Linked DNA regions of Homo sapiens: region 1 is linked to region 2. The links are chromatin loops, found by intact Hi-C in ENCODE. Cell type or tissue: heart left ventricle. All regions are shown on one strand. Links, peaks and the distances in the headings refer to the core of each region. The heading gives the core; the rest is flanking DNA. Region 1 overlaps THSD4 (thrombospondin type 1 domain containing 4). Region 2 overlaps THSD4 (thrombospondin type 1 domain containing 4).

Region 1 (15,759 bases), core at 4,461-9,460, 77 kb after region 2:
TTTATAAAGGAAAGAGGCTTAATTGACTCACAATTCCACAAGGCTGAGGAGGCCTCAGGAAACTTACAATTCTGGTAGAAGGGGAAGCAAACATGTCCTTCTTCACATGATGGCAGGAAGGAGAAGAATGAGAGCCGTGCAAAGAGGGAAGCCTCATATAAAGCCATCAGATCTCATGAGAACTTACCATCATGAGAATAGCATGGGGGAAACTGCCCCCATGATTTAATTACCTCCCACCAGGTTTCTCCCACCACACATGAGATTTGGGTGGGGACATAGCCAAACCATATCATGAGGAAATCCTGGCTTGTCATCGAAATCATACCATGGTTTTAGATTCCCTTTCTGATAATCGAAGAACATTCTGGAGGCCTGAGGCAGAGTGAGCCACCAGAAGAAATAGGAGCTGTCCAAAATAATTTAAAGTCCCAGGCCCTTGGGTTTGCTTTGGGGAAAAAAGCTTTTATCACAGCCTTTTGGTGCAACAGAAAACAAAATGTTTGGGAGAGGTTTTAGTACCAGCACTTCAGGCAGTGCATGTAGGCAATGGATAAGAGAGAACTCAAAGCTTCTGGGAAATTGGAGGTGTCCCATGTTTATAAAGGGGAAATTCAAGATGCAATTAAGACGACTCCTTTCCAAGAAATACCAGGACAAAGCAAGTACTCCAAAGCCACCCAGTGCCACTTTCCCTCATCCCTCCACCTGTCCAACACGTGCACCTTTCAGTGGGTGCTCTGCACTTGCTGGCATCTGCTATTCACTACCATATTCCCTGTTTCAATCACTCCATTAATCTCCTTGCCTTTGTGGCTTCCACCTTAAAACTCTGCTTTTGAGTTTTTGAACTAGATAGATACGAGCACAGATCCTAGCACTTGGCTGTGTGACCTCAGGCAAGTTACTTAATCTCCCTCTTTCCTCCATTATTAAAATGGTAGTAAATACATTCATCCTATCAGATAAGCAACAAATACCAGTTTCTTTTCTTTATATTGCTTTTCTTGGTGCTCAGGAGCACCTCTGCACACCTCTCTGAATAGAGGGAGCACACTTTTCTTATGGAACCTAAAGTCACCAGAGTCCATAAGTTGTCAAAATGGAATCCTTGATTCTTTTTGACTTTGGCTCTTTCTCTCTTTTAACCAGAGTTTGTTCTCTGCTGGAGAAATGCTTTTCATTTTACTTCCATATTTGCTGCCGTTTCACATTTTTAAAAGTATATTCAGGCCATTCTCTAGCTAAATAACATTCCAATCAGCTACTGTTTAAGCTGGGAATTGATATCATTTATTTGTGTTTCTTTGAATTTGCCCTCTATGTTATCTTTAACTTGACTTTAAATAAAACATAATATGCATTGAGTTCCTTCCATGTGTCAGATGCTTTTTACAAACATAAACTGGCTTCATCATCATAAAACCAACCCAGTAAATTAGGAGATATAATTAATAAATAGTGTCACTAATTATTACGTATTTTCACTTTATGACAGCAAAGTATTTTTGCTGTCAAAGCATAAGGACACTGGATCATTGTCAAAATCCCTACCTTCACTCAGTTGTCCACACCTGGGTTAAGGCTTATTCTTGAGCGGCTGCAGCCCTGGGCACTCCCTTCCACCTGGAATCAGAGAATCACATATAGGCATAATGCCTAGGAGGAAGTAATCAGCTCGTTTAAGTGATGGCTGACATCAGGAGGCCTTTTGAGCCAGAAGAATGACATGATGATAGCTGTGTCTTTGGAAGATAAATGTCACAACCACGTGCAGTATAGATTACCTGAAACCACAACATTTAGCCTTTATGCTTACACATCTGGGGGGCATGATTTAAAAGCTCATAAATACAATCTGGATTTTAAAGAAGGGACTGGTGAAAATTAAGAATTTCAAGGTTCTACCAAAGAAGGTGAAGGATCGGTGTTTTTCCAACTGGTTTATGTGTCCTAAATATTTATGTATACAAGTGCATATTGTTAGTGCAGTCTCTTGGAAGCCATGTGTGGGCAGCAGATCTGCTATTGCCCTACCTTTCAGTTTAAAGTTGCAAGAGAACGGAAATTCTCTGCCAGCATGAGAATCATTCATCTGGCAGCCACCTGAATTACTGTTAAGCAACACATTGAGTTTGACAGATAACCCTGTTCTTAGCCATCCTTCAAGAAAAGCATGAAGGAGCCTTCATGTTTAAACATTTCAGCCAAATTTCTTCCTTCTGACAATGCATGGAACACAATGTCTTTATTTCCTAATGAAATATTCATATTGGATGTATCTATGGTTAGAAGAGAGAATAATAAGGAATTATCTTTATTTAATTTCTTAGTCATTCTGGTCTCAGAGAGCAAGCTCTCGGGTTGGGTAATGACGTCGCCCAAGGAACCTGATGTTTTTCATTGAGTTATAAATATCTCTCAACTTGGCAAACCAATAGTTCCCATTCCCAGGATGACAAATGAGAAAAATCGTTACTATTTCAGTGGATAGTTTTGGATCTAGGAATTTGTTGTGAGAGGAAGGGTGGTGTTATAGATGTCCCTTCATGGGGGGTAAATCAGCACAATATGGGACTTCAGAGGACTTCAATATGGGATTGCAAGGGAATCAAGAGACGCTATAGGAGATGCTGAAGCAGTGTGGCCAGGCCTCGTGGGAGGGGAGGCCTCGGATTGGGAGTAAAGCCTGTGTGTAAGCATGTTGGGGAAAGCCCGAGAGCAGCCTGAGAGATATAAGCGTATAGGTGGCCCTTGGTCAGTCATCTACCAGGCCCTGTTCTTACAAGAAGGGTTTCTGTTGTCCCAAGAGACAATACAACTAGCAGAGGAAAAAGATCCTAGACTTCGGGGCCAGAAGGCACTTATTTCAAACCCGCCACCATCACTTCTGTGTGAGCTTTGACCTATTACTTACCTTCTCAGAGCTTTGGCAAAATAGGGATAGTAATTCTTACCTCCTGGTGTTGTTGAGAGAATTAGGCAGGATAACATATTAGGTAAGGTGCCAAGCACATGGTGAGTGGTCCAGCCGTAACAGCTGTCACATATATCCATGGGGCTTCCTACTGCCTAAATCCCTACCAGATGCTTGAATGCCCTGATTGCATCTGTTTTCCACCTACAACTCATCTAAGACCATGACCCTACATGCCCAACCCATAGGCTCCATCCAGCAGTCTCCCTTGCTCTGTTTCTAAAATGAAAATAATCCCTTTCCAGTTTTTTAGGCTTTCCATAGCTGGTCTCCAAGACAAACCGGGAAAGACTACCAAAAGAAAGCATTTTCTTTAAGTTTTTTGTTGTTGTTGTTAATGAGAAAAGTTACAAAGATAAAAGAAATCTCTGGAAGCCTTGATCACCATTGTCCCAGAGCATTATTGAAATGCAAATAGATTGTGACAGTTTACCTGTTACAGCTCTGTCTTCAAACACCACTTGAGAATCATGTGAAAAGAAAGGGGGGTTTTGGTGGACAGTGCAAATACACAAGCCTCCCCTGTTGGTAGAGAAGTATATGTAGCTTGTGTGAAAAAGGGGATCCCATGGCCAGACTGCCAAGGGACGCGTCTCGAGGAGAAGGAGAGGCACAACATTTTACCAGCCCCTACTTCATGCCAGTTCTGAATTAGGTACCTTCATTTACACATTTCATTTAAGCCTCACAAGAGATTTGTGAATTATACTTTGATCCCTCATTTTACAGGTAACAAAACTAGGGCTCAGAAAATGATGTCACCTGCGGGTGTAATGTGCATTATTAGGAAGGCTCTTAGGTGAACATTCATGTGTCTAGAAGAAAAGACGTTTTGAACATATGGAACGTAGAAAAGAAATTTTTGTTAAATTCTTTAAATCCCAGCAAGTGCACTTCAGATTCAAAGTCCTTAGGAGTCCCCCCATCACTCAGAGCTTCTCTTTGGCTCTTCTCCACCATCTCCTAGTTTCTCCTCTCCCTTTCCTCTCTGTCCCTTTCCTCTCTCTCCAGCACTGGAAGCAAAACTAGGCTTTTCTATTTAGCCAGATCTCAGGGCTTTTTTGTTTGTTTTTTGTTTTTTTGAGACAGAGTTTCATTCTTGTTGCCCAGGCTGGAGTGCAGTGGTGTGATCTCAACTCACTGCAATCTCTGCCTCCTGGGGTCAAGCCATTCTCCTGCCTCCAGCCTCTCGAGTAGCTGGGATTACAGGTGCCCACCAACATGCCTGGCTAATTTTTGTATTTTTTTAGTAGAGATGGGGTTTCACCATGTTGGCCAGGCTGGTCTTGAACTCCTGACCTCAGGTGATCTGCCTACCTCAGCCTCCCAAATTGCTAGGATTACAGGCATGAGCCGTGCACCAGCCTGATAGCTTCTTTTGCTATGCAGAAGCTCTTAAGTGGATCCCATTTGCCAATTTTTGCTTTTGTTTTGATTGCTTTTGGCATCTTTGTCATGAAATCTTTGCCAGTTCCTATGTCCAGAATGGTGTTACATAGGTTGTCTTCCAGGGTTTTGGCAGTTTGGGGTTTTACATTTAAGTCTTTAATCCATCTTGAGTTGATTTTTTATATGGTATAAGGAAGGAGTTCAGTTTCAATCTTTGCATATGGCTAGCCAGTTATGGCAGCAACATTTATTGACTAGGGAGTTCTTTCAGTTCTGTGATAGTTCATTTGCTCTTCAACCATTTCCTGGTGAAAACAGCCAATAAGGAAGTCAGAAAAGGACTGCCAGCTGCAAGAAGTGACTTCTGACATCCAGAGGAGGGACGGCAGAGACCTTCTGGTAGTTGGAACTACTTAATATAGAGGGTGGCAATCTCTCACACCTCAGAATGTCTCTGAGTCATCTAGAGCAAGAGTCAGCAAGTTATAGCCCATGGGCCAAATCTAGCAAGTAAACCAAATCTAGCATGTGAGCCTAATCCACCTGCCGTCTGTTTGTGTAAATAAAGTTTTATTAGAACATAGCCATAAGTCATCCATGGCTGTTCTCACGCTGCAACAATCCAGCAGAGTGGCTGCAACAGAGACCATATGACTGCAATGCCTGAGGTATTTACTCTCTGGCTCTTTACAAAAGAAGCTTGCTGACCCACAATGTAGAGCAGCACCTTTCAAACCTGAATGTGCATAGGAATCACCTGAGAATGCTGTTAAACTGCAGATTCTGATTCAGTAGCCCTGGGAAGCGGTGCAAGACTTCTAAAATGCCCCAGACGATGCCTGCACTGCTGGTCCATGGACCACACTTTGAGTAACAGGGGGCCAGAGAAAATAAACTAAGGCTTATTGTAAGATTCTCCCCGGGGGCCTGAAAGCTTAAGGAGATGAATAACTCCTCCCTTCTCAGGCCCAGTCCCAAGGCACAAGGCTACTTGCACCAGCAGTGTGCTCCAGCAAAATAGCAGAAGCAGGAAGAGAGCCAGCCGGAAGACACGTACCCCTGAAAATCAAGAAAGAGGCCATCCGGGTACAACATAGCAGTAATGTCAGACTAGGACACTTCCTGTTTACAGGAGACTATAAAACTTTCGCCCTGTCCTCACTTGGGGCTGACGCCATTTTAGGCCTCAGCCCGCCTGCACCCTGGTGCTCATTAAAACAGCATGTTGCTCCACACCGCCTCCTGTTGTCTGTTGGCACGCTCTCAGGGTTCGAACCAGTACAAGAACCTTACACTTACTAGTCTTGATTTTTTTAAAAACTGAGAATTATAAAATATACTTTAGAAGGATTCCTATCCAAAAAGCTAAAATAAAAATGCATAGGGTTTTAGAGGAAAATTCTGATGAAAGAATGGGAGAGAGAGAATTATTATAACTAAATTCGATGAATGAATTAATGAGTATCAAGATCTATGCTCAGACCCTTGCTGTAAGATGGCTCCATCAAAGGCCTGCCCCCCAGTGGAGTTTCTGCCTCAAGAACACTAGTATTCTTTCAGGTTGTCAGGCCAGGAACCTTGGTCTTCCTTACTCCACCTTTGGTAGAACATCCATCTTCAGTCCAGTTGGCCATTCCTTCAGCGTGATGTTGGTGGGCCCTTGCCCTCCATTCTAATTTCATCTCTCTGGTCCAGGCCTCCATCACTTTGTGCCCATCTTAATGCAGTTGTCTGTGTGTGTCCCAGTCTCCAGTCTCTTCCATCTCCAGTCCATTGCCCGTGTTTGCCAGACATCTTCTGAAAAGAGCTCTTCAGCCTGCCATTTCCCACTCAAGAGTCTTCGGATTTAAGATCCCACACTTTCGTTGCCAGCCTTTTCTCTCATCATCTCGTCCCACTCACCCAGTCAGTCCTCTCAGCCGTCCCTGGAGATGGCCCAATGATAGCTAAGAAGCCTATATATTCCCCAATGTTGTAACTCATTTACACAGATTTTAAAGCATTTTTCTTGAACATTTTGGAAATACAAGATTTGAATATTTCACCCACCTTTTTTTTTTTGATGTTCCAAAAAAATTTTAAGAAATGAAATCATGCCTTAACAACATGGCAGAAACTTGCACATAAGAGCACAGTAAATATGCAGTCAGCCTGCATCTCTGGGTCCACCCTTCTTGTGTTTCTCAACAGTCATTGTTTTTGTTAATGTTGGATCACTGCTTCTTGTACTTAAACTAGTTGTTTAGGTAAGTACCCTCTTGCAAAGGCTTAGAGGTGCCATCTTGTGGAGAAAAATGCAAACAGGCACATTTGGCTGTGTGTTAAGGAAATGACAAAGATGCCGGCGTGAATCTCCATCATTGCCTTCTGGCCATGGGGACGGTCCCGTGAGAGCCTTCTGGGGACCTGCATTGGTAGACACAGGCCATCTGCGCTCAGGAGGCCCTGTAAATCAGGCCAGTGTGCAAGCAACCTCCATCCTGGATCAGAGTTCATCAACCCAACTCACTATTGCCTTTTTGCTGATAATCTAGCCTCCAGAACTCTGCCTTATAGGGTGTAGGCAGTGTCTCTCTGCTCCATTCTGCAAGGAACTTCCTAGTCTTGACCCCTTATCAGCCCCAAACCACAGCTTCTAACAGACCCATCCCACGTGGTTTTTTCCTGCTGCCAGCCCCTCCTGAGACACTAAAAAATTACAATAAAATCTGGCCAGACATATTATGATCTCTTTAAACACAATTCACCATACGGCTCTACACATTAAAAGTAAAGTGAAAGTCTAGAGGTTTCTAGTATTCTATACAAAAATATGGTTACCTTACTTTTATAATAGAGCAATTATCACTGTCAAAAGCTATTTCAGGCCTCTCTCCTCCTTCCCCCATTTCAATCCATGGAGGAGGAAAATTATGAAAGTAAAGCATTAGAATTTTAGAGTTTGGGATATCCCCACCCTCCAGAGAACGATGACCCTTGTTGGAATTGGGGGAGGTGGTAATTATCTTACAGAATATGATATGTTTACCTCTCGGGACTCCTTTCTTCAGATTTGTAAACATAGCTGCAGTTGATTCTTACCCAGTTTTATCCTACAAGAGCGCCAACATTTTCTTCCAGTTGAGTCCCTTGATAAGATGCTATCCTATTATGAACTAGGATGAGGTACTGAAAAGTGACAGCCATAAGCTTGATTAAAACCAGATCGCTCGTTTTACAATTGCTTTCATTTAGGAAGCCAAAATACCTTTTATGCCATGGACCATTTCTTCTCTTCAAATGAATGGCATCGTCAATTTGATCTTCATTGATTCCTGTTTCCAATTTAATTTTGTGTATATACAGCAAATTTCCCTCCCTTTAAACATGGCAGGATTCTTCATATCAGGGCTGTATCTCTTTTTAAAAGAAAAATTTTGGCACCAGAAGGGACCTTAGAGATGAGCCAGTTCGAAGAGCAGGTTGGTCCTGTAACTTTGATCTTTTGATTCTTCAACCAGCTGCTCTTTCATTCAACAAACGCTTATTAAACACCTACCAAGTCGCAGGTACTGTGCTCTTTGCAATACATAATGATACTCCTGCTGAAGCTAAGCCAAGAGGCAATCTTAAAGAACTCGAGAAGGTTTGATAGCAGTAAGGAACTATTTTTGGAAACTGGATAATTAAGTGTTCTTTGCTTATTAGCTTCTCTGACATTTACAAAGGCTGTTTGTGCACTTCTGTGGAACTACCATCATTTTAAAGCTTTCTGGGGAATCTGTCATGTGCTCCTCGGTGTCCCATGAGCTTTGGAATAAAGAGCAGTGATTCTCAACTGAGGGTGATTTTGCTCCCATGGGGAACATTTGGCAATGTCTGGAGACATTTTTGTTTGTCACACTGAGAGGGATGCTCCTGGCATCTGGTGGGTAGAAGCCAAGGATGCTGCTAAACATCCTACAATGCATAAGGCAACCCCCATAAGAAAGACCTTTCAGGACCAAAACATCAGTAGAGCTGGAGTTGAGAAGCCCTCACCTTGAGGAAGAAGAGCAGGCAGGAGGATGAGAAGCTAGGTTTCTAAACCCTGACAGTCCTTCAACCAAAGCAGTTCTGCTCTTCTCATTTTGCATAGTGGAGCTTTGGATTTCCACATGAGATTTTATTTTTGAAGTATATTTTTTTCTACTTAAAAAAGTTGAAGACTACTGTGGTAGAAGACAACTCTCTGCCTTCTGTTTTACAATTGAGTCACTTTGGAACAAATCAAGTGGGTGTATATGATACAGGATGAGGGCAGTCAGGGGTAGATTTGGAAGCATCTACCTGAGCCTTGGTTTTGGCTGCACAGGACTCGACATTTACAAACAATATTGAAGTGATTTGATTGTGTCTGACTTTCAATTTAGACCAGGGATTGGCAATTTTTTTCTGTAAAGGGCCAGATCTAAATATTTTAGGCTTTGTCGACTTTCCTGTTTGTGTTGCAACTACTTAATCTGCTGTTGCAGCACAAAAGCAGCCATAGACAATAACTAAACAAATGGGAGTGTTTGTGTTCTAATAAATCTTTATTTATAAAAACAGGTTGTGAGCCAGATTTGGCCTACTAGCTACAGTTTGCTGACCCCTGATTTAGACTGTAAATAGGAACCTTGTTTGTTTTACCTTCATGTCTCCGCTGCCTACCACTGAATTGGCACGTAGTTGAAGTTGGCTCAGGAAACATTTACTGAACTATATCGAAGGTCAGTTTTACAGGCATAAGTGTTAGAAGATTTTAATGAGAATAACAACTGGAAAAAGATCCACCCAGAATAGATTAACTGTTTCCTTATGTTGAACATTTAGGATGTTTCCAATTTTTTATTAACAATACTGTGATGAGCCCTTCATACAGAAACTGTTGGCCTGATTTCTTATTTCCTGGCATAAATTCCTAGAAGAAGAATTTACTGGATCAAACGGTCTATATTGCTAAATTGCTTTCCAGGAAGGTGGTATTGATCTACATGCCTAACAGTAATAACAGGAAGATATTTATCATATACAAAGGATTTCTTTCAACAGAATGTCATGAATAAACGTTTTGGCATCCATATGCATTTCCACGAATTAGCTCACCGTAAATATAAGTAAATTGGTGTCAGCTACTAATCATTTTAATATTCTCCCATACTGTTCTACCAGCATGATTATTAAGGCACGCTGTTTTACCTGTGGGGGTCATCTAGCCAAACAGTTGAGGTTACCCTATCTCATGTGTTTACTGAGCACACACAGACACATCTGCTTCCCATTAGGGAATCAGGACCTCCACTATCTGAATGCCTGGCACCAGCCTACCCTGCTGTGAAGGACAGAGGCCTCCTCCCTGTGAAATTCACCTCCAAATATGTCATCCAGATTGCTCATTTCCCTCAGGAAATTTCATTCAGGTTAATTTTGGCACACAATTGGGGGTAATTCTTGAGCAATTTCTCCTGTGATGGCTTGCGATGTGTAAAATTTTCCTACAACGTGTTGCAGAAATCACTGGAAAAAATACAAAGGACATCTGATGGTTATCCACTGGTCTTTGTAACAGCAAGAAATATCTATTCTGAACAGCAGTACACGATGAGCAAGAAACATAAAATAAAGGTAGATCAGAGAGTAGATGTTCTTTCTGGCCTTTTTCGACAGGTACCGTTTGAGCAGTGAGAATGTAGAAGCTGTATGAGGTGTCTTGACTTTATGGTGAACCTTGGCCGATTTTGTTTTGTTTTGTTTTTTGCACTTCAAAGTTTTCTGAATTTCACCAAATGAAGAAGAAAATATTTCTGACTAAGAAGTAGTAGAAAGTGTTACAGAAGTACGGGTGGGTCCGGGTGGTTGTATGATGATGAGATTTACTTAAAAGTGAATAGACTTCAGACAAAATAAAATACATAAAGACAAAGATGACAAAACCCAGCATTTTCTGAGAAGCCACCATATTGCAGAATTCTGCTAATTACATTCTATGTTTGCCTCATTTGATTTTCCCAACAGTCCTAAGGGGTAGCTGCTCCATCCCCATCCAGGCAGAAAAAAAATCCCAGGGCTCAGAACAGCTCATCAAAATGTCCAAAGATACAGCACTCGTCAGCAGCAGAGACAGCACAAGAACGCATATTCTCCTGCCCACCCAAAGCAGTGGTGCCTCGGAAAGAGTCTAGACATAGGTCAGCACTAAGTCGTCCCTATCAGCGACCAATTGATCAGCCTCCTGATACACAAACCAGAATTCAAGCCAGATTCGTTTCTGAACACTGTCCTTGGGAAGAAGATCTGGATGGTGGTGGAAATGTTTTCAGCACCTACCTCAAAGAGAAGTGACCAATCCAGCATCACACAACAAGCCAGGGACTGGGCCAGGACTGCACCCCAGGTTTTCTGGTTTGCAGCCCAACATTCTTTCCATTATTCCAAACTGTTTTTCCTGATAAATGACATCAGCTAGTGATTATACCTAATGATTATACAGCTGTGTTTTGGAGGAGACTATCGGCTGCTTTAAAGAAAGTCATAGCACGTAATCTATACATGTGATAATAGTTCATGAAACATCAAAAAAAGTGCATCTAAAAGATAACAAATACAAACAAGGCCTATTCTTAAGTTAATAGTAGTATACTGCTGTCAATGGCATACATGGTTTTGACAAAGTGCTTTGGTTATGTAAGATATTATCGTTAGGGAAAGCTGGGTGAAAGACCACCGAAACTCTCTGCGCTCATTTTAAACTTCTTATGAGTCTTACACTATTTCAAAATAAAACATTATAACAATAAGAAAGTAATGCAACAGGAAGATGGGCTAGAATATGTATTCACACACTGTGTATAAAGTATAATGTTAAAAGAGCCAGTGTAAGAGAGATACATAATGGGGTTGGTCCCTCTTAATCCTGCAAGAGGAGAAAGCCAGAGTCACTTCTAGGCCAGGCCCTCTCCAGGCTTCATGGTAACTATGCTTTGAACTTGTTCCTCTGCACCTAGGTCACTGTCACGATCTACTCCTTCAACAAAGCTAGAACCCTCAACACGACCTCCGATCCTTTGACCTCCGACTTTTACCTAATGGTTAAAAACATGGACTTTGATTTGGGGCCTTGCTTTAAATCCAAGCTCTATCTATTATTAGCATTTTAGCCTTGGGCAAATTAACCTGTCTTCTAAGTCTTAGTTTCCTATAAATTTCAGCAATCTCACAGATGGCTTTTTAGGATTAAATGGAAAAACATATATGTTTCCGAGGACCTAGAAGATAGTAAAGACTGTAAATGTTAGACATGATAATGTTGAGGAAGATGGCAAGGAGGAGGATGAGGACAGTCAGAAAGGCCTGTTCATTTTGCATCCTAAGCATCTCTCAAATCCCTTCACGCCATCCCCAGTCCCCTCATTCAGGCTGGGATATTGCAACATCCTCCAGACTTTATGTACCCAATTGTTAATTATCGACTTTCTAAAGGAGATTTGATCCTGTCCAGCACGACATAGAGCATGCAAGCGTTCCTCATGGCCTGATAGCTTGTGATTCTCTATGTGTATGTCTGATTGCTCCTGTTAGACTCAGATTCCCAAAGTCAGGACCTGTGTCTGATTCAGCTTGGGATTTTCCAGGCAGCCTTTTCAGTGTAGTCACTCAACAATATCAGTGATGAAATGCATCTTTACGTGTTTCGATCTTGTCATGGCAGGTCCTTCATGTCATTCAGATCCTAGTCCAGAGGTCATTCCCCAGCCATGCCCTCCTAGACATCTAGTCCAATTCTTCCCTCATTACATCATCTGATCTTCACAACAGCCCTGTGCAGGAGAAGGGACAGTTGTCATGTGTGTAATTTGCCCTTGGCCTCAGCTAAATATTAAGGTCTTGAATATGTGTTGTCTGCCTAGTTCTCATTCTGGAGTTGTCCCTCTTGCTTTGTGAAGTAAAGGAGAGATATTTGGTAACTCCATGGGAACTCAGTCTCTTAGAGGCCTGGGTAGCCACTAGAACACTGAAGAGTGCTCCTAGTATGTTCTAAGGAAGCTATTGATCATGGCTCCCGGTAGACAGGCTGTCACCTTTAGTTCTTGGCATCCTTGTGCAGCCGCATGCTTCACTGAAACCAACCTCCAGGCTACTTCGACATCTACCAGGAAAAACTCTTGCAGCCTTTCCTTCCCATGTCTAGATTGATCCAGAGCAACCATGCTCTGCAGGAAATCTGGTGGGGGTGTGTCCATCAAACTGTGCAGAGCATTTTCATATAATGTCTGATTCACAAGATCAAATAACATTTTGTCTGTGTCTGTGGTTATCTGAAGCTATCCATGCTAGTGTAATTTCCTTGTGATAGTTCCATTCTAACTGGGCTGGGGCTGAGGATTAATGTGATTAATGTGACGTCTGTCCCATCTTTGGCGACTCTCATTCATTCTTGAAATATCTCTGACACCCTAGTTACAGGAGAGGGACTCACTGGACGGTTCATTGTCTCCACTCTAGGTAAGGCCCGCTCCACACTGCAGTCATTGTTACCACCGAAAAGCAAGTCTGAGCATGGCTCTCCCCTTCTCCAGACATCTGGGGGTTGCTGATGCCATAGGATGAAAATCTAATTCTTCAATCTGGCAAACAAGATTCTTGACAAGTTCCGCTGAACTCTCCAGCCTCGTATTATCCCTCCCAGCAGGCTTGCACTTCAGCCGTGTCATTCTGTGTTCTTTCCTACCTGTGTACACATTGTTCCCTTTAACAGAAGGACCCCTATGAGAATGAGCTCAGTCTGGACAAGTCGAGTCCAGGGGTAGCAGCAACAGACTGGAGGTTGGGAAGGGAGGGAGTGTGAGATGTCACTAGACAGGGCAGGCAATGGGTGTTGACCACCTCTCCTGTCTACCTTCCCCCTTGATGACAGTCAGAGGCATCTCCTTGATTCAGTTGGAATCTTGCCTTGATAACATGGGTTCTACTATTCAAAACCCCTGTTGATGGTGACATTTTTGTTGTTGTTGTTTCAAAGCAAGGGAGAATTCAAGGGGGGTGGGGCTATGGAAATCACACATGGAAAACATATTCCTTATTTTTTCTGCTAAAATGTGCGTGGGGCAGATTGAGAAGGATTTGAGGGAGGAGAAATACATAGCAAACATGGCATTTGGAAAGGCTAATTGGATGTGGATGAGCATATTGAGATGATGTTCTATTACTGTCAGAGATAATGTTTTACAGAGATGCTATTTGTGAAGAGAGACCAGTCATTATTGATGGGTCAATGTGCGCTTGGGAATATGGAAGCAATAATGCCCAAGGGCAGTGCCTGCAGAAAGGTTTCAATCAGGCATGCAACTAGAGGGGAAGGAATGGGCACCTTTTGATTTGACTCTGCCCACAGGATTTGACCTATAGGACCTACCTGAAGAGACCCAGGGTTGCATAACAAAATCAAAAGTGGACTTTGACTGGTTTGCTGCTCACTTTGTCCTAGAGATGTGGTCTGATTATTGCACTTAGAATTCAAGAAAGAGGACAAGCCTGTGATTTGGAGAATATGTGTCTCAAGAATTAGAATACCATTCTGATTTCAAGTATCTTTCCATATCCTCATGACCCAGTGAATAATCCTGTACTCACAATATTTCATTGTCCAAACCATAATCTACCCACTTCCATCTGCTCATGGAAAAGTGACAGAATTCTTTGTTCAGAACATGAGTCCCAATTTTAGATTCAGGAAACATGATCCTGAGCCCTGTGAGGTCAGGAGTGGAAAGCTTCAGAAGTAGAAAAAGATTTTGTGAAGATCATTCCATTTTGTTCCAAAGTTTAATTTTTGGTTTTTTTAAAATAGGGCCTGCTCTGTTGCCCAGGCTGGAGTACAATGATGCAATCACTGTAGCCTCATACTCCTGACCTCAAGTGATCCTCCCACCTTAGCCTCCCTGAGTAGCTGGGACTACAGGTGTGTGCCCTCGCACCTGGTTAATTTTTTACTTTTTGTAAAGACTGGATCACACTGAGTTGCCCAGGCTGGTCTCAAAGTCCTAAGCTCAAGCAGTCCTCCTGCCTCAGCCTCCTAAAGTGCTGAGACTACAGACATGAGCCACCATGTCTGGCCCAAAGTTTAATTTGTGTGTGCGACATAAAATGGTCCCAACGGAAACATGAATGAGGAGGGAGAGATAAAGCAAAAAGATCTTAGAATGAGTAATGGGAAGATTCCTTTTGTCGGGGGAGGGAATTCAGGAAAGTCAGAATTCCTTTATACACTGATGAGACCAGCTCTACAGACAGCACTCTGTGGTTTAGCAGGTTATGATCTCGTTTGTTGATGATTCTGGCTCTTGCTTACCTTCATCCTTCTGCTCTGGGAAAAGTGCTCTGGGGTAACCAAGGAAAAGTCCTGCTTCTGAGGCCTCTAGAGCCACAGTTACCAGTTAGAGGTTCAGCTCCCAAACCATTTAATTTCCTAAGAAACTGGTCCAGGGAACACTACTTTTGGAGGTACTTTGCTAAGAGTAGCATCTATAAGAAGACATGAGGGCAAACTTCAGTTTCAGATGTGGCACTTGTCATGATTCCAGAGAGATTCTTTATATAAAAATCCCAGCACAGACCATCCTCTCCCCTTCCAGAGTCCAACGGGGATTTTCAGAACAACTTCACTGTACAACCTGTTTAAGTAAATTTCTAGCACCCTACATCTTCCCTAGTCTTTTTCCCAGTGTTATTTTTCTCCTGATCATTTACCACCACCAAACAAACTCTGTTTTATTTACTTGTCTGGTTTACCGTCTGTGGCTCCCACCCCACTCCTAGAATATACATTTCGTAAATAGCTAGAAAAGAAATTTCTTGCCCAGGGATCTTCTCCCTTCCTTCCTCTGCATGCTCCTGATACATACTATGAGTCTTTTGTTTTCTGTCTTTTTGCAGAGCATTGGCTGTGATGACTACTTAGGCTCCGACAAAGTCGTGGACAAATGTGGGGTGTGTGGAGGAGACAACACGGGCTGTCAGGTTGTGTCGGGCGTGTTTAAGCATGCCCTCACCAGCCTGGGCTACCACCGCGTCGTGGAGATTCCCGAGGGAGCCACGAAAATCAACATCACGGAGATGTACAAGAGCAACAACTATTTGGGTAAGCTTGGTCTTTTTCCAGAGAAAACCGTCTGTCCCTGCCAGATGATGTATTCCTTCAGAACTGTGAGATAGACACAGCAGTGTCCGAGAGTCCCGGGGCATGCAGGCAGTGCCCCTGGGGAATGTCAAAGTACCACCTGGCCTGCGCCTTGAAATGAGAAGCTTGAGTGGAGAACGTTAAAAAAAAAGTCCTTCTTGCAGATAAATACTTAATATCTATACATTTAAACCAGCCTTTGCTTTTCCCAAGAGAA
Region 2 (15,759 bases), core at 5,454-10,453:
ATTCATAATGTGGAACTGCCCTCGACTGTACTGGCGGACCCTATAAGAGGCAGCACGTTGCAATCATGGTGTTTCCTGGAAGCATTTTAAGACCCCTGTTCACTAGATCCCAGAGAGGTCTTTGCTTTAGTTTGGGTTCCCCCAGACACAGCTGAGCCAAGGACCTGAGTGCCAGTGGTTCCTTTGGCAGGTGGTTCTACTGGTGAAAACACCAGCAGAGGACAGAGGAAGTGAGATAGGAAGGGAAGCGGCCTGATACAGGGGTGTGATCAAGCCAGTAGCCACTGTGGGCACCAGAGCTGAATCCTGCTGGAGACATCTAGGAGTCAGTGAAGCACACACCTCAGAATTACCCAGCAATGAAGCAAGGAAGCAGGCATATTTGTCCACCAGCTCCTTTTTCATTGTTAGTTGAGTACCGCTATAGGAGCATTACCTCTTTAGCACTTCCAACTTGCTCCTGGACAAGAACAAAGACACCCCCCCACACACACACACACACACATGAAAGAGAGTCACAGTGTTTCTAGCAAACTGCCTTCAGGAGCTGAGAGAGGAAGGAATGTAGCAGTGCATGGGCAGAGGATCCACAAGAGGAAGCGCCATCAGCGGTCAAAACCAGGGAAGCCAGAACAGCTGGAGAGAGAAAGAGAGAGAGAGTGTGTGTGTGTGTGTGTTTGTAGGTGTGTGTGGGTGTGTGTGTCTGTCTTCCCCATGAATCCCATCATGCTTGCTTCTTGATTTTGTCCATTTGGAAGCTCAGAACCAATTTACACCCCACCTCTAGCTGTTGGATAAGACCTTAAGGGAATGTCATCTCTTCACCCACCTTACCCTTTATTTCTCTTATTTATTTCCCTTCTGCCTCTCTTTCTTTGTATACTTATTATTATCCTGTTTGTGCCTTTGAAAGTCCCCTTAAGTTCCTTTCTTGGTATAGGATGAGTATAAATAAATACAAAAGCCAATTACACACCAAAAAGATACAAACTTGGGACTAGTCACAAGCATCTGCCACACTGCTAGCTCTTCTCTAGTTTTACCTCAGAAATATTTTTTTTAACGAGGACTCCCTGGTCTTCACATGAAGGCCCTGACTGCATGGGAAAACCACAGAATTCTTGCCCATACATCAACCTTGCATTGAGAACTGCAAATAAAGCAAAATGCATGTTTTCTTCAAAGTGGCCACAGAGACAGATGCCCATCATCCCCACAATGCTACAAAATAGGATGCAGCACATGGGTGACATGATGAGAGGTCCTTGAAGGCCAAGTAGGATCCCGGGATTCTATTTTGCTGAATCAGGATTCAGGATCCCATGATTCTGTTTTGCTGAATCAGGATTCAGGACCTTTTTCAAAACAAGTAAAACAGAAAAATAAAGTGCAAGTACCAACAGAAGCAGCCTCCAGAACTTTTAATTGTTATACTCTTACCTCTTTTTCTCTTTTTTTTTTTTTGTTTTTTGTTTTTCTTTTTTTAATTATACTTTAAGTTCTAGGGTACATGTGCACAACGTGCTAGTTTGTCACATATGTATACATGTGCCATGTTGGTGCGCTGCACCCATTAACTCGTCATTTACATTAGATATATCTCCTCATGCTATCCCTCCCCCTTCCCCCGACCCCACAACAGGTCCCGGTGTGTGATGTTCCCCTTCCTGTGTCCAAGTGTTCTCATTGTTCAGTTCCCACCTATGAGTGAGAACACGCAGTGTTTGGTTTTTTGTCCTTGCTATAGTTTGCTGATCTTTCTCTCTTTTTTAAGAACAATCTTTAAAATGTTTCCTCCTATGCATGATTTTTGTTAACTTTTTTACTGCTTGTCTATAGAGTATATGACAAATTTTCTTTAATCAGCATGTATTACTTTAAAATGGGGAGAAAATGAAAAAGTGTTGTCTCATCTGAATATGTTTTTACCATAACATCCCCCAAAATGCCTTCTTTTCTAAAAATAGATGTTTTGCTAGAAGCATCCAGGGTAAAATGTGGCCTGCCACTCAGAAATCTAAAGTTTTAGTTGTTTTCTTTGCTGGTCAGGAGCCCTGAAGCAGCGGAGATTCTGCCCTCTGATATTCATGGATGTGAGTGCTGACCCACACGGAGGCTTTCTTTGCTATTTGATTTCATGTTTCAAGGGAAATGTTAAGTCAGATGTCACTGTTAAAGGGAAAGAGGGAGGAAAAGAAGAAAGAGAGAGAGAGAGGGAGGGAGGACAGGAGAAAGAAACCATATAAATCTAGAGTCCAGTCTTGTTTGTTTCTTTATTTGGCCCAGTGATCAATAATGTATTGACTAAACATCTTTCAAAAGTTATTTATTTATAATGCCTTCATTCTAAAAAGAATTTAAAATAATGTTTACAAATGTAGTGAATAGAATTTACAAGAAAACAAATAAGGGAGGAAAATGGAGCAAAGAGGAAACTGGGTAGAAAAAATAGGACATGAGTAAGACTGGTGTCTAAACTCCGTGCCTTTACATCTAACTAGAGATGTGTCAAAAATTTTACTGTGAGCTCCCTAGCAGCCAAAGCAAAGAAAGAAACAATTGAATGTGTAACTCATAGGTAAAAATAAGTGAAAGGCTGGGTGCGGTAGCTTAGGCCTGTAATCCCTGCACTTTGGGAGACCAAGTCGGGCAGATCACTTGAGGTCAGGAGTTGAAGACTAGCCTGACCAACATGGTGAAACCCTATCTCTACTAAAAATACAAAAGTTAGCTGAACGTGGTGGTGTGTGCCTGTAATTCTAGCTACTCAGGAGGCTGAGGCAGGAGAATCACTTGAACCCAGGAGGCAGAGGTTGCAGTGAGCTGTGATCGCGCCACTGCATTCCAGCCTGGGCGACAAAGTTAGACTCTATTTCAAAAAAATAAAATAAAATAAGCTGATTTATTTATTTATTGAGTTAAGTAAGTTGGGGCAATAAAATAAAGCGGATAAAATATATTAGCCCTTTGACTCAAGAAGTCAATACCACTTTTTATGAGAACAATTAATAACACCTAACATCAGTGAACACTTCTTATATGCCAAGCACTAACCTAACCAATGTAATTATGACATAAGAACACCATGCATCAGGTAAAGCCAGTTATATTTTAAAAGTAGAATTTGGGGTTTACAAATGGCTTTCTCGTTTGTGTTGTTACTTAATTGCTCACAACAACCCTATGAGAGATATTGGTCAGGAAAATATTTTTATATGAGGAAAGTAAGATCACATTTCTAATCATTGTTGCACCCGGAATATAAATCCAGATTACTCAGATATACTTTTTTTTTCTTTTTTTTTTTGAGATGGAGTCTTGTTATCTCACCCAGGCTAAAGTACAGTGGCGCCATCTAGGCTCACTGCAACCTCTGCCTCCTGGGTTCAAGCGATTCTCCTGCCTCAGCCTCCCAAGTAGTTGGGACTCCAGGTGCACACCACCACGCCTGGCTAACTTTTTGTATTTTTAGTAGAGACGGAGTTTCACCATCAGATACACATTTTACACTACTTCATAATCTGGGAGCAAAACCCTGGTGATGGGAATATGGACATTTGGCTTTAGGATCTTAAGCTGAGTTTGTTCAGGTGAGTTGTCTACTCCTGGGCCTGCCATTAAGTGGCTGTGTGGTGTTGGGCGAGTCCTTCTTCTCCCTAGAGTGGCAGTGTCTTCAACTGGAAAATAAGAAGGTTGATGACTTGTCTGGGAAGATTCATTCCAGCTGTGACAGCCTGTTCATCTCTGGGTGTCTGTGGCTCCAGGCAGTTTCCCAGACTACACTCCAGGGTGTTCCCAGTCATTTTCACATTAGCAGTTGCTCTGTGGTACAGACGTGGCTGCGCCTCTGTGGATCATTGAACCTTCACCATTGCCCCAGCCTGCTTGGGGCTAGGGTGTGTGGGCTGTGAATTAAAGGCTGTGAGACGTCAGAACTCCCTATGAGCCTGAGGTGTCCTATGGGGCATTTCCACCGTGTCGGCGGAACATGTTTCATTGTTCCTTCCTTGATACTTTGTCTTCCATAGATTTTTTGAAGGGATTCAAAGTGGAAAGCACCAGAAGTTGGAACTAGACCTGCTGAAGAACTCACTTTTTTTTTTTTCCTTTTAAAACTTCTCTTGAGCCCAAAAATCACATGGACACATCTTGAATTCTTACAAGTTAGCCGGGTCTCAGTGAAAGGGCTTCCCTGAGGGGTAGAATGCCGCATGCTCGTTTCCTATGCCTAGATAAATAAACCCTGGCCCAGGCTTTAGGCTCCAGGTTTGTTTCTGGCATCCCTTTGCCTGAAAGTTTCTGTGTTGAATAAAACAGAAATGTTTAGCAAATCCCAAGAAATTCCTTATTTAATGGAAAAAAGAGATCCCTGGGCTTATATTTCAAAATGTGATTTCCATGTTCCCACTGCATTAAGGCAAGGTCGCCTCACCAAATCCCCAGATGTCTGGTATGCTTTTCGAAAAATGCCTGTATTTAGCCCCTAGAACACATTTTGAGTACCTATTGTGGACAGGATTCTCCTCTGAGCCCTGCAGGAGATAGAGCAGCCAAATGAGATGGAAACCCTTCCTTCAAATTTAGTTGTAATGGTTGCATTAGAATCTATAGGAAGTCTCACCTTTACCTACAGACAAGCTTTATTCCCCCACGCTGATCTTTTAAACTGTACAATATTGCATCTCTGTGTGGCCATCTGTCCTCCTTCATGACAATGGGAGATTCAGCTGCTGGGGTTGGCCACAAACAGCTTATCTTATTAGCTAACCTACCATGTATGAGCTGCCTTGGCAATATCCCTATTAATTATATTTTCTTTCTTCAGCATCTTAGAAGAGTGGGGTTTTTCATTTGCTTCATGTCTCTGCCAATCCTAACCTCTCTCTCCTAAAATGTTTATTTATCTTTTGTTATAAAAGTAGTTGATGTTTATTGTTGACAGAAAGAGAGAGAGAAACAGGGATGGATATTGCAGAGAAAAAATTTTAAAAAGCTATTTATAATAAAATAAAATCCTACCACAACAAGCTTATTGTTGTTTATATTTTGGATTTACAAAATCTTTAGCTATTTATCCTCAACCCTTGCCAATTATGTGAATTTCCAGTTGGGTGAGAGTAGCTATATTAAATAGTGAGCAGTTTTCCTGTATCATTAAATAGTCTTCAAAACCTTGATTGTTCATAGCTGAATAACATTTAATACTATGGGTGAAGCAATTATTTTAATTGTTTCCTTTGTGCTGGGATTGTAGATTGTTTCTATCTTTTTACTTCAAACTCACCTGTAGTAGTGGCTGTTGCAAGGTAGCCACTTACACAGTATACCACTTTCTTCCCTGCATGCTGGGAACTGCACTGCATGCTGGAAAGCACAGCCTGGCACTGGGCTGGCTCTAGGGTAAAGAAAGAAGAGACACTGGCTTGCCCTCAGGGAGAGGGGTGGGGAGCTCTGGCGCTGGGCATGTATCATGTCTACTAATGTGATACTTAATATTAGGAGCCACCCCCTTGAAGACAGCGGAGTCCAAAAGGGCTTGCTGAGTCATCAAATACTAAGTTGGTTCAGCATAATCTTAGGATTCTGTGTGTTTTATTTTCCAAGTCGGAAAGTAGGGTTAGGGGTGGGGAGAACACTCTCCAAGAGAAGCTGACTCAAGCTACTTCTCAAAGAACAAAGTGACACACAGGAAGGAGGTTGGTTGGGAGGGGAAAGGAGAGGTCATTCCAGGAAAGGCAAACAATGTCAAGAAAGGGAGCCTGGCAGGGTTAGGTATGTGCCAGGTCTTTGTTCTGGCCTGAGTTTAAGATACCTGGGAAGGCATGCCAGGAGCTGTTCCTGGAGAAGTCTGTAGAGGGCATACCCTGAGAGGCCTTTGATGCCCCACCAAGGAGGACGACTTCATCCCAAAGACTTCGTGAGGCTGCTAGGGGTTACACATAGAGGCCTGAGCTTGGCAGACATGCACTTTGGGAAATACACTGTGGCATCTGCAGGAGGGACAACAGACTTAGGGTTTCTGGGGAGAGTTGGTGGGTGAGGAATCCGAGCCTCCTAGGTACAGGAATCATGACTTGTTTACTGCTCACCCAGGGCCTTGCACAGTGCCTGACATGCAGTAGGTGCCCAGTATTTATTAAATCTGGGAAAAGTTGTTAAACGAATCCAGGCAGGGAATGCCAAGGGTGGTGGCAGTGAGAATAGAAGATAGGGATCCTCTTAGAAAGACATTTAGGAGGGACGTGGGTGAAAATTTTTAATCTGAAATCCAAGGACCGAAGAAACTTCATTTTTTAGTGAAGCGCAAAAACTAGAAGGTAGCTTTGAAAAGGCGTTTGACTTCAGGAACCAATTGGCCAAAGGAATGTTTCTAGACCTTTCAAAACTTTAATCTGTGCTTTGTGAATTACACAGTTTGGTTCTATTCAATAGTTCCCTTTTTCCCTCAAATGCCACCTGTGAAATAAGTTAAACACCATACTGTTTTAATGTAAAAATATTTCCTCAAATCCACTGTATAAATTAATTACTCTTTGGGGAATAGGATAATCTAATTTCCCTTCTACAATGTGCTCCATTCATATGCTCTCCATTGCTGTAGAGGTAGGTTATGAATCAACTGTTTCTGAAGGATTATGAGCTATAATAAATGTCAATATGAGCTCTGATTGATTTCCTGCAGCCTCACTAGTTGTGACTTCATTTAGTAACTTAATACTAATTGTGTCGCTTTGATTACTTTGATTTTAGCTGTTTCCCCAGCACCTACTGGAGTGTCTAGGACAAGCAAGGATTCTAATGAATGTCTGTTGAATGAAGGGCTTTTAATCTTTTTAAAATGTTCCATAGAGGATTTTAGAGAAGTCGGAGTGAATGCCTGCAGTTCAGATGGGTATTGACTGAAGAGGCGAAACCATAATTTCAATTCTTGAGAAAGTAGCGCAGAACTTCTCTAGCTCACTACTGTATCGCAGTACCTCAGTGCACAGTAGACAGTCAGTGAATATTTGCTGACTGACCCTGTATTGTAGTGTCTGATGGTGAGCCACAGCCCTTAGTTCAAGTATATGCCTTAGAGAGTAATGCATCCCTTCATGTATGCATTCAACATTTATTAAGCCCCTATTGTGTGTCAATGCAATGGCAAACATTTATGATAGGCTCAAGTTTTGAACCTTGCAACAACCCTGGTAGATATTATTGTCATCCCCTTTTGCTGACAAGCAAAATGAGGCTTGGAAACACTAAACTATTTTTCATATAATTAAAAGGTATGCTGACTCCCTCATCTAGATCCTCATGATACCTAACACTAAGTTTTGGAAACACTAAACCAAGATCATATAATTAAAAAGGTACCATCCATCCAATTAAAAAGGATCCATCCTCACCTGGATCCTCATGGTACCAATAACTGGGTCCTGAATCTCCTTTCACTAACTAAGTCAGCAGCGATGGCTATGAAGGTGGGCATTAGGATGTCAAAGGGACTGTCACACATAGGTTTGCATCTCTGGCATCATGCTATGTGACCCTGAGCAGTCCGTTTGTCTGTCTGAGCCTCAGTTTGTAGTGCCCAGGTTAGAGGTGATACAAGACCTCTAAACATGAGGTCTTATATCTCATACATGACCGTGATCATCTCTTCACAGGAGGAGCTTCAAAGTCACATTTCCACAGGAATTGATATGGAAAGGCATGAACAGGTATAGCCATTTTTGTAATCTACCATAGCGATTGCCTGAAACTGTTACAATCTAGTCCATTTCTCTAGATATCCTGGAATATGTTCTGACCAAGCAGGACTGGCAGAAGCTGCATACCTGGACCACAGCATTATAGTCTTCTGTGGAATTACCTTTATGCTTGGGGCTTTAGCGATGCATCAGCCGTATATAGAGGAAGTTATAGGAAACCGAACTCATGCATCTCACTATCGTATTTACTACCAGCTTGTTGCTGAGGGCATTGTTCATTTTACTGCACCATGGGAGAGATTACTCTCTTGTCTCAGCACTAGGCAAACCTAGACTTCTCTAAAGCTGGGCTTGTTTGGTTTTTTCAATTTTATGGATTTGTAACTTAGGAAGCCAATGGATTTCTCTCTTCAAGTTGTCTGCTGGAAAGCTTAAGGCTGAATATGTGATCTACCACCAGCAAATACAAAGACCATGTGACATGTATTTTGGCACTGATTTCACTTTTAGCTTCATATTATTATTCCTTTAAACAGATCTCATCTGTACATACTTTAAGTTTTATTTTGTTTTAGTGATGAGCAAAAACTAGAAGGTAGCTTTGAATTGCATACTTTGTAAGTTGCCTAAAATCCTGTTTGAATACAGTAGGTGATAAATAAAATCACTAAAATGAATGAACAAGAAGAGTACCTTCATATACCCAGAAATGCACTGGAAATCGGGACATTTTGTTTCTTCGTCTTTAATAAGTTGTGTTTGAAGTCCTACATTGAGCCAAAATTCATACCTGGAAACTGAATTCTAGAAAGATTATTTTGGAAAGCCTGTAGTTACGTGTATTACCACTAGATGACCTTCCCTCATTATTGTCTCTAAAGTGGAGCTGCTAGTTATATGGACTTTCCAGAGGACTGTAGGAAATTTATGAATAATCCCTCTAAAGCAACAACGACAACAACAACAAAAAAGTCTACTTTATATGGTGTTGAGTGTACAAATATTTGGCAAAGGAATGAAAAAAGTTAGAAAGTTGTCTGTCTGTGGGCTAGGCTCTGCCTGCAAGATACTTACAATCTAGGTCAGAGGTTCCTAAATCCTTCTCAATGCCGTTTGCACTGGCCCTGAGGAAAGTGTGAAAATGAAGACTATTGTAGAGTCTTACATGAAGCTAAATTTGTTCATTTATATCACTTCTCTTTTATTATGAGATTATGTCCTCTGCAGTTTTTTGGTATTAAAATGTCTTTTATGAAAGGATAGTAAGAGTTAGATAGTAGTCTTTTTTGTGGAAAAAAAAAAAAATTGTTCTCACTTGACAATAAAAAGTGGACAAATCCATGGAGCCCTCAAAATTCTTTTTGGAAATTTTGTTCTATAAAATCCAATATTCTGAAAACCTGTGGTTGAATAAGAGAAAAATATTTAGTATAATCTTTCTCAATACATTTGCATGCATCAGGACCTTAACAGAAAATACTACCTGTTAGCATTTGCAGTTGAGCTCCTATTAAAAACCATGTTTGTTTGTTTGTTTTTAAAGATGTTTAGGAAAACAGTTTAAGGAACATTCTCCTTCCTCCCCTCTCACTGGGAATTCTGAATCTACTCTTTGAGCAAGTCAAAATACTTGGACCTCAGCTCAGGCCCCTCTACACGTCACCTCCAGAAAGCTACATTCTGCTACTATGTTCTTAGCTTTTATGAAAGATGAAACAGCCAATTAAAAATCTACTTCTGCCTTCATTTTGTTTTTTGTTAGGACAGTCATGTACATAGTACATACTATGAAATTATGTCAGTTTGATTGACAACCATTTGATTTTACTAAAACTCTGCCTCCTGAATTCAAGTGATTCTCCTGCCTCAGTGTTAAGGACACTTTCTCTTATATCACACAGTAGACGTTAAGGAAATTTTAGTATCCTTTCTAATTTCCTTTGAATTTATCTTTTCTCCCCCTTTCAGATAAAAAGATAACATGTTACCTTTTTTGCCTTGGCTACCAGTGGTCTCAAAGTCAGGTGTTGTACTCAGCCAGAACAGCTTTGTTATACCCTTAAGCTTGATATCTTTTCTGTTTCCTGGTTTCTTCCATTTTTATCAACCTTATAATGTCTTTTATTCAGAGCTCCCAAAAGCCTATATTGGAGTGATATACAATTACTTTTTAAATAAATAGAATGTTTTATATAATAAATGGTATTTTTGGAAAGTACTGGATTATGCAGTATGAACTGTAAATGTCTCCAGAGTATATTACATGATTGTCCTAACAAAAAAAAAAAAAACCTTTAGTACTTTATTAAGTATTTCTCATATTCAAAATTATCTCACCTGTGTGCTGAACTAGACTGTAATTCCTTTTGTGGAAGGAAATTTTGTTTTGTATGTTGTTTTAAATCTCTTGCAGTTTCTCTCGATCAGTGCCAGGACATCAGACATGCTCAATGAATACTTGCTGATTGACTAATCCACTGATCTGTGTGTTCTGGGGGAGTTAGAAAAGCTTTCCTAGAGGAGATGCAAAGAGATGGCCAGAAGACAGGCTGTTTGCCACTCTAATCCTTGGCTTCTCACATGTTAAACATGATGGCTAAGGTCTCTAACTTTCTGGGGCTTGACAGTTGTAAAATACGAGGAGGATAGGAGACTGTGAGGGGGTGAAAGCCAGTTTTCAGATTCACAGAGGCTGGAAATAAATTTGGTATATGGGGAAGCTTTGGAGATGGAGAAATGCTTTCGAAACTGTGAAGTACATACTATGAAATTATGTCTCTTTGGTTTACAACCATTTGGCGTTACTAAAACTTTCACTTGATGCCCTAATTCAGCTCTAAGGGGTCTGTCTTGGCATTTATGAAAGCCATTGTGGACTGGTGCAACCTTTATTTATTTATTTTATTTTATTTTATTTTATTTTTGAGACGGAGTCTTGCCCTGTTGCCCAGGCTGGAGTGCAGTGGCATGATCTCGGCTCACTGCAACCTCCACCTCCTGAGTTCACGTTATTCTTCTGCCTCAGCCTCCCGAGTAGCTGGGATTACTGGCGCCCACCATGCCTGGCTAATTTTTCGTGTGCGGTTTTAGTAGAGGTGGGATTTCACCATGTTGGCCAGGCTGGGCTCAAACTCCTGTCCTCAGATGATCCGATGGAGGGAGGCTGCTACTCTCTACCATTTCCTGTGTGCCTCCACTGTGGCCTCAACCCTGGCAGTTAAAGCCACTGCTCCCTTCCCCTACCTGGCATGTGTGAGCCCTTCTCACTGGATTTTATACCCTTGTGTCTGTGTACATTATCGATCTATATAGTATATATATACATTATATCTATCTATATAGTATATATATTCATTATATATATAATGAATATATATACACACAATTGATAAATTGAATATATATATAAACTCTGCACTGGTGCATCTTGTAAGCGGCAGTGTAGACTCCAGGTGGTTATCTTGGCAGTGGGGTAGCTAGCACCAACATCTGGCTGAGTGCCCTTCTTAACAGGTGACTCGAGGTTTGCTAATTTATAGCAAGGATGATGCTCATTATGATGTCAACCTGTTTGATAAGTGTCATGTCATTTGGATTCTGCCATTGATTTCTTTTGACTTTATTTTTTTAATGGTTAAATTATATAAACTTTGTATAATGTAATCCATAAACATGCTTTGTGACTTTGTGACTTTCTTTTTTGGTGGTGACAGGATTTCGCCATGTTGCCCAGGCTGGTCTCAAACTCCTGAGCTCAGGCAATCCACCTGCCTCAGCCTCCCAAAGTGCTAGGATTATAGGCGTAAGCCACCACGCCCAGCCTATAGTATACTCTTAAGTGTACTCTTCTTAAGTGGCCTACGACGAGCAGGTAAACAGCCATTCGATAGACTAAATAATAAATAGAAAATACTTGTTTAGGTTATATTGTGATAATATATGATAGTAAATAATGAACACTGTTTTAATGATATTTGGTGTTATCTTTGCATACATTAATTTGACTTGGGGGACTCTGGACTGCATTAACTTTTTTTTTTTTTTTTTGAGACGGAGTCTTGCTGTGTCGCCCAGGCTGGAGTGTAGTGGCACAATCTCGGCTCACTGCAAGCTCTGCCTCCCGGGTTCAAGTGATTCTCCTGCCTCAGCCTCCCGAGTAGCTGGGACTACAGGCACCAGCTATCACACCCGGCTAATTTTTTGTATTTTTAGTAGAGATGGGGTTTCTACGTGTTAGCCAGGATAGTCTCGATCTCCTGACCTCGTGATCCACCCACCTCAGCCTCCCAAAGTGCTGGGATTACAGGCGTGAGTGCATTAACTTTTTAATCAAACTAGCAGTAATTATGTTTTCAGTTTAAGATAAGTTGCCTTTATAAATTTGGGGATAAATTGGATTTAGGTAAGGCAGTGTTATTACTTTACTTCTTTTGTATTCTCCATAACAGCTGGCTCTTCATGGTTGTACAGTAGCTATTGTTAACTTGCTTGAGGCCAGCTGTGTGTGAGCATTACCGAGAGCCAGAATGTCCTCCTGAGAAGGGGCTCCTCACGCCTGTTCTCATGATCATCTGCGTAGCAGAAGCCTATGGAGTTCCGATGAGAAAGGGAACTGGAAATCCCTTTGAGTAAACAAGTCCCCAGAAGAGGGAGAGCATAGGTGTGAAAAATAATAATTCTACCATCTAAATTCCATTTCTCAGCCTTAGTTAACACAGGTCAGAAGATCTGTCATTTGATTAAAGTCACTTCCCTGGGACTGAGAAAAGATTGCTACTGTACTCTTGAAGGGTGATTCTACTCCACTCTGTAGTAAATGCCTCCACATGGTAGATCCCCTCAAATTGGGTCATGTATCTCTCCTCTGCCCTCAACCCTTGGGTTTTATTTCCCATTTATAGCTTTCAAAATATTGGAGACACCATGGTTTGGAAGGTAAAACAATAGCAATGAGAGACACCTGTTTATAAGTAGAGCAATTAAAAACCTAGCTGGTGACCAAACCTGCCCAACTCTATGTATATTAGTTTTCTATCACTATATAACAAATTACCACAAATTTAGTGGCTTAAAACACATAAACGGTGGGGTTTTTTTTTTGAGGAGGGTGATGCTCAGCATCGAATGACGAATTTGTCATTCACCTAGCATTTATTAAGCAACCACAGGATGCAAATTACACTGTGACTAATTGGAGATATTAAAAAATCACATAATAATATCCTGCTCTTAAGAAATTTGTGCTTTCCCAAGAGAGAGTTTTCAAAAAAGAATACATGTAATTTGTACACAGCAGGCAGTAAGAAGTATAGATGTCATGCTAGGATAGTTCCAAGGAGAGGAAAATTATTTCAGGGAAATGGGCATGGTGACCTGCGAGCTGGACTTGAAACGCTAGAGAGATATGGAGAGATGTAGGCTTTGTCTAGACTATAAAGTAAGAAGTGACATTGGGAAAGAAGTTAAATCCTTAAATGGCAGACTCTAAGGCGGTTAGGCTCCAGAGTCTAAGCTTTTCTTTTTCCAGATTTATTGACATATAATTGACAAATGATAATTGTATATATTTAAGGTATCAAATGTGATGTTTTGATATATATATACATTGTAAAATGATTACCACAATTCAGCTAATTAACATATCCATCACCTCACATCTTTGTGTGGGTGTGTGTGGTGAGAAAATGTAAGATCTACTCAATTTCAAGCATACAATACAGTATCATTAACTATAGTCACCATGTTGTACATTAGATCTTCAGAAATTATTTATCTTGTGTAACTGAAACTTTGTACCCTTTGACTGACACCTCCACATCTCTCCAACATGAAGTTCCACCACCAAGGCCCTGGTAACCACCATTCTACTCTCTGCTTTCATGAATTCAACTTTTTTTACATTCCATCTATAAGTGAGATCATGCAGTATTTGTCTTTGTGTATCTGACTCATTTCACTTAGCATAATGTACTCCAGGTTCATTCATGTTATTGCAAATGGCAGGATTTTCTTCTTTTTTAAAGCTGAATAATATTCCATTATATACATATATATGTGTGTGTGTATATATCTACTTATATACACATATGTGTGTGTTATATATATACACACACACACACCCCATATTCTCTTTATCCATTCATCCATCAATGGACACTTAAGTTATTTCCATATCTTGGCTATTGTGAATAATGCTGAAATGAACATGGGAGTGCAGATGACTCTTCAAGGTAATGATTTCATTTCCTTTGGATATATACTCAGAAGAGGGATAGCTGGATTATAAGGTCATTCTATTTTTAATGCTATGAAGAGCCTGTATACTGTTTTCCTTAATGACCATACCAGTTTGCATTTCCATCAACAATGTACAAAGGTTTCCTTTTCCCCACATTCTCACCAACACTTAATCTTTTGTCTTTTGGCAGTAGTTATTCTAACAAGTGTGAGGTGATGTTGGATTCTGGTTTTGATTTACATTTCCTTGGTGATTAGTGATATTGAGCATCTTTTAATGTACCTGTTGGTCATTTGTATGCCTTACTTTGAGAAATGTCTATTCTGTTATTTGATTTTTTTGCTACTGAGTCAAGCCCCTTATATATTTTGGATATTATATTCCTTATCAGGATATATGTTTTGCAAATATTAGCTTCTATTCCATAGGTTGCCTTTCCATTTTGTTGATTGTTTCATTTGCTGTGCAGAAGATTTTTAGTCTGATGCAATCTCACTTGTCTGTTTTTGCTTTTGTTGCCTGTGCAACAAAAAAATATTATTGCCTGGACCAGTGTCAAAAAACTTTTTTCCTCTTTTCTCCTGGTAGTTTTACAGTTTCAGATCTTACACAATTCAGTCTTTAATCCATTTGCATTGATTTTTGTGTAGAGATAAGGGTTTGATTCCACTCTTCTGCATGTGGACATCCAGTTTTCCCAGCACCATCTGAGAGACTATTCTTTCTCCATTGTGTGTTCTTGGCACCCTGGTTGAAGATCATCAGTTGACTGTAAACGTGTGGGTTTATTTCTGGGCTATTCCGTTCCATTGGTCTATAAGTCTGTTTCTTATGTTCATACCATACTGTTTTGATTACTGTAGCATTATAATATTTTGAAACCAGAAAGTGTGATACTTTCAGCTTTGTTCTTGCTCAGGATTGCTTTGGCTATACAGGATTTTTTGTGGTTTTATTTGAATTTTAGGATTGTTTTTCAGTTTCTGTGAAAAATGCCTTTGTAATTTTAATAAGGATTGCATTGACTCTGTAGATCACTTTTGGTAGTATGGACATCTTTAATTCTTCCAATCCATGAATGTAGATCTTTCTATTTATTTGTCTTCTTCACTGTCTTTCTTCAATGTTTTATAGTTTTCAGTGTACAGATCTTTTACCTCCTTAGTTAAGTTTATTCCTAAGTATTTCATTTTTGTAAATGAGATTGTTTTCTTCATTTCTTTTTGGATAGTTCATTGTTAATGTATAGAAGTGCAACTGGTTTTTGTATGCTGATGTTGTATCCTGCAACTTTATTGAATTTGTTTATTAGTTTTAACAGGTTTTTTTGTTAGGGTCTAGGATTTTCTATGTATAAGATCATGTCATCTGCAAACAGAGACAGTTTGATTTTTTTCCTTTCGAATTTGGATGCCTTTTATTTCTTTTTCTTGCTTACTTGCTCCAGCTAGTAGTTCAGTATTATGTTGAATAGAAGTGGCAAGAGTGGACATCCTTGTCTTGTTCTTGATCTTAGAGAAAAAGCTTTCAATTTGTCACTATTGAGTATGGCTTTAGCTGTGGGCTTGCCATATATAGCCATATTATGTTGCGGTATATTTCTTCTATACCTGATTTGTTAGTTTTTATCATGAAGGATGTTGAATTTTGTCAAATGCTTTTTTCTACATCAGTTGAGAGGATTATATAACTAACTTTAGTCCTTCATTCTGTTAATGTGGTATATCACGTCTTGATTTGCACATGTCAAACCTTCCTTGCATCCCAAGGATAAGTACCACTTGATTGTAGTACATGTTCCTTTTGATGTGGTTTTGAATTTAG

Evidence for each region. Hi-C counts contacts between places; a loop is a spot of excess contacts. Peaks named below come from ENCODE experiments on the same cell type or tissue, not always from the same donor. Only the 100,000 strongest peaks of a DNase experiment are listed, where the experiment ranks them.
Region 1: it touches region 2 in a loop (2.7-fold over the local background); 16 of 110 quality-filtered maps call a loop at or near these places.

What each region holds. Positions count from the first base shown.
Region 1 is chr15:71,645,232-71,660,990 of GRCh38, forward strand. It overlaps THSD4 (thrombospondin type 1 domain containing 4), which reads left to right. Exons shown (of 18, transcript NM_024817.3): 8 at 15,299-15,503. Among named protein-coding and RNA genes, the nearest start is that of THSD4-AS2, 38 kb to the right of the region's middle. RefSeq lists an enhancer at 10,310-11,509. In heart left ventricle, for the core only: a CTCF peak has its summit at 6,639 (motif pointing left); no DNase peak of the experiment used is centred there; H3K27ac peaks cover 1,234 bases.
Region 2 is chr15:71,567,118-71,582,876 of GRCh38, forward strand. All of the region lies in intron 7 of THSD4 (thrombospondin type 1 domain containing 4), which reads left to right. Among named protein-coding and RNA genes, the nearest start is that of THSD4-AS2, 120 kb to the right of the region's middle. RefSeq lists an enhancer at 5,593-5,887. In heart left ventricle, for the core only: CTCF peaks have their summits at 5,811 and 8,553; no DNase peak of the experiment used is centred there.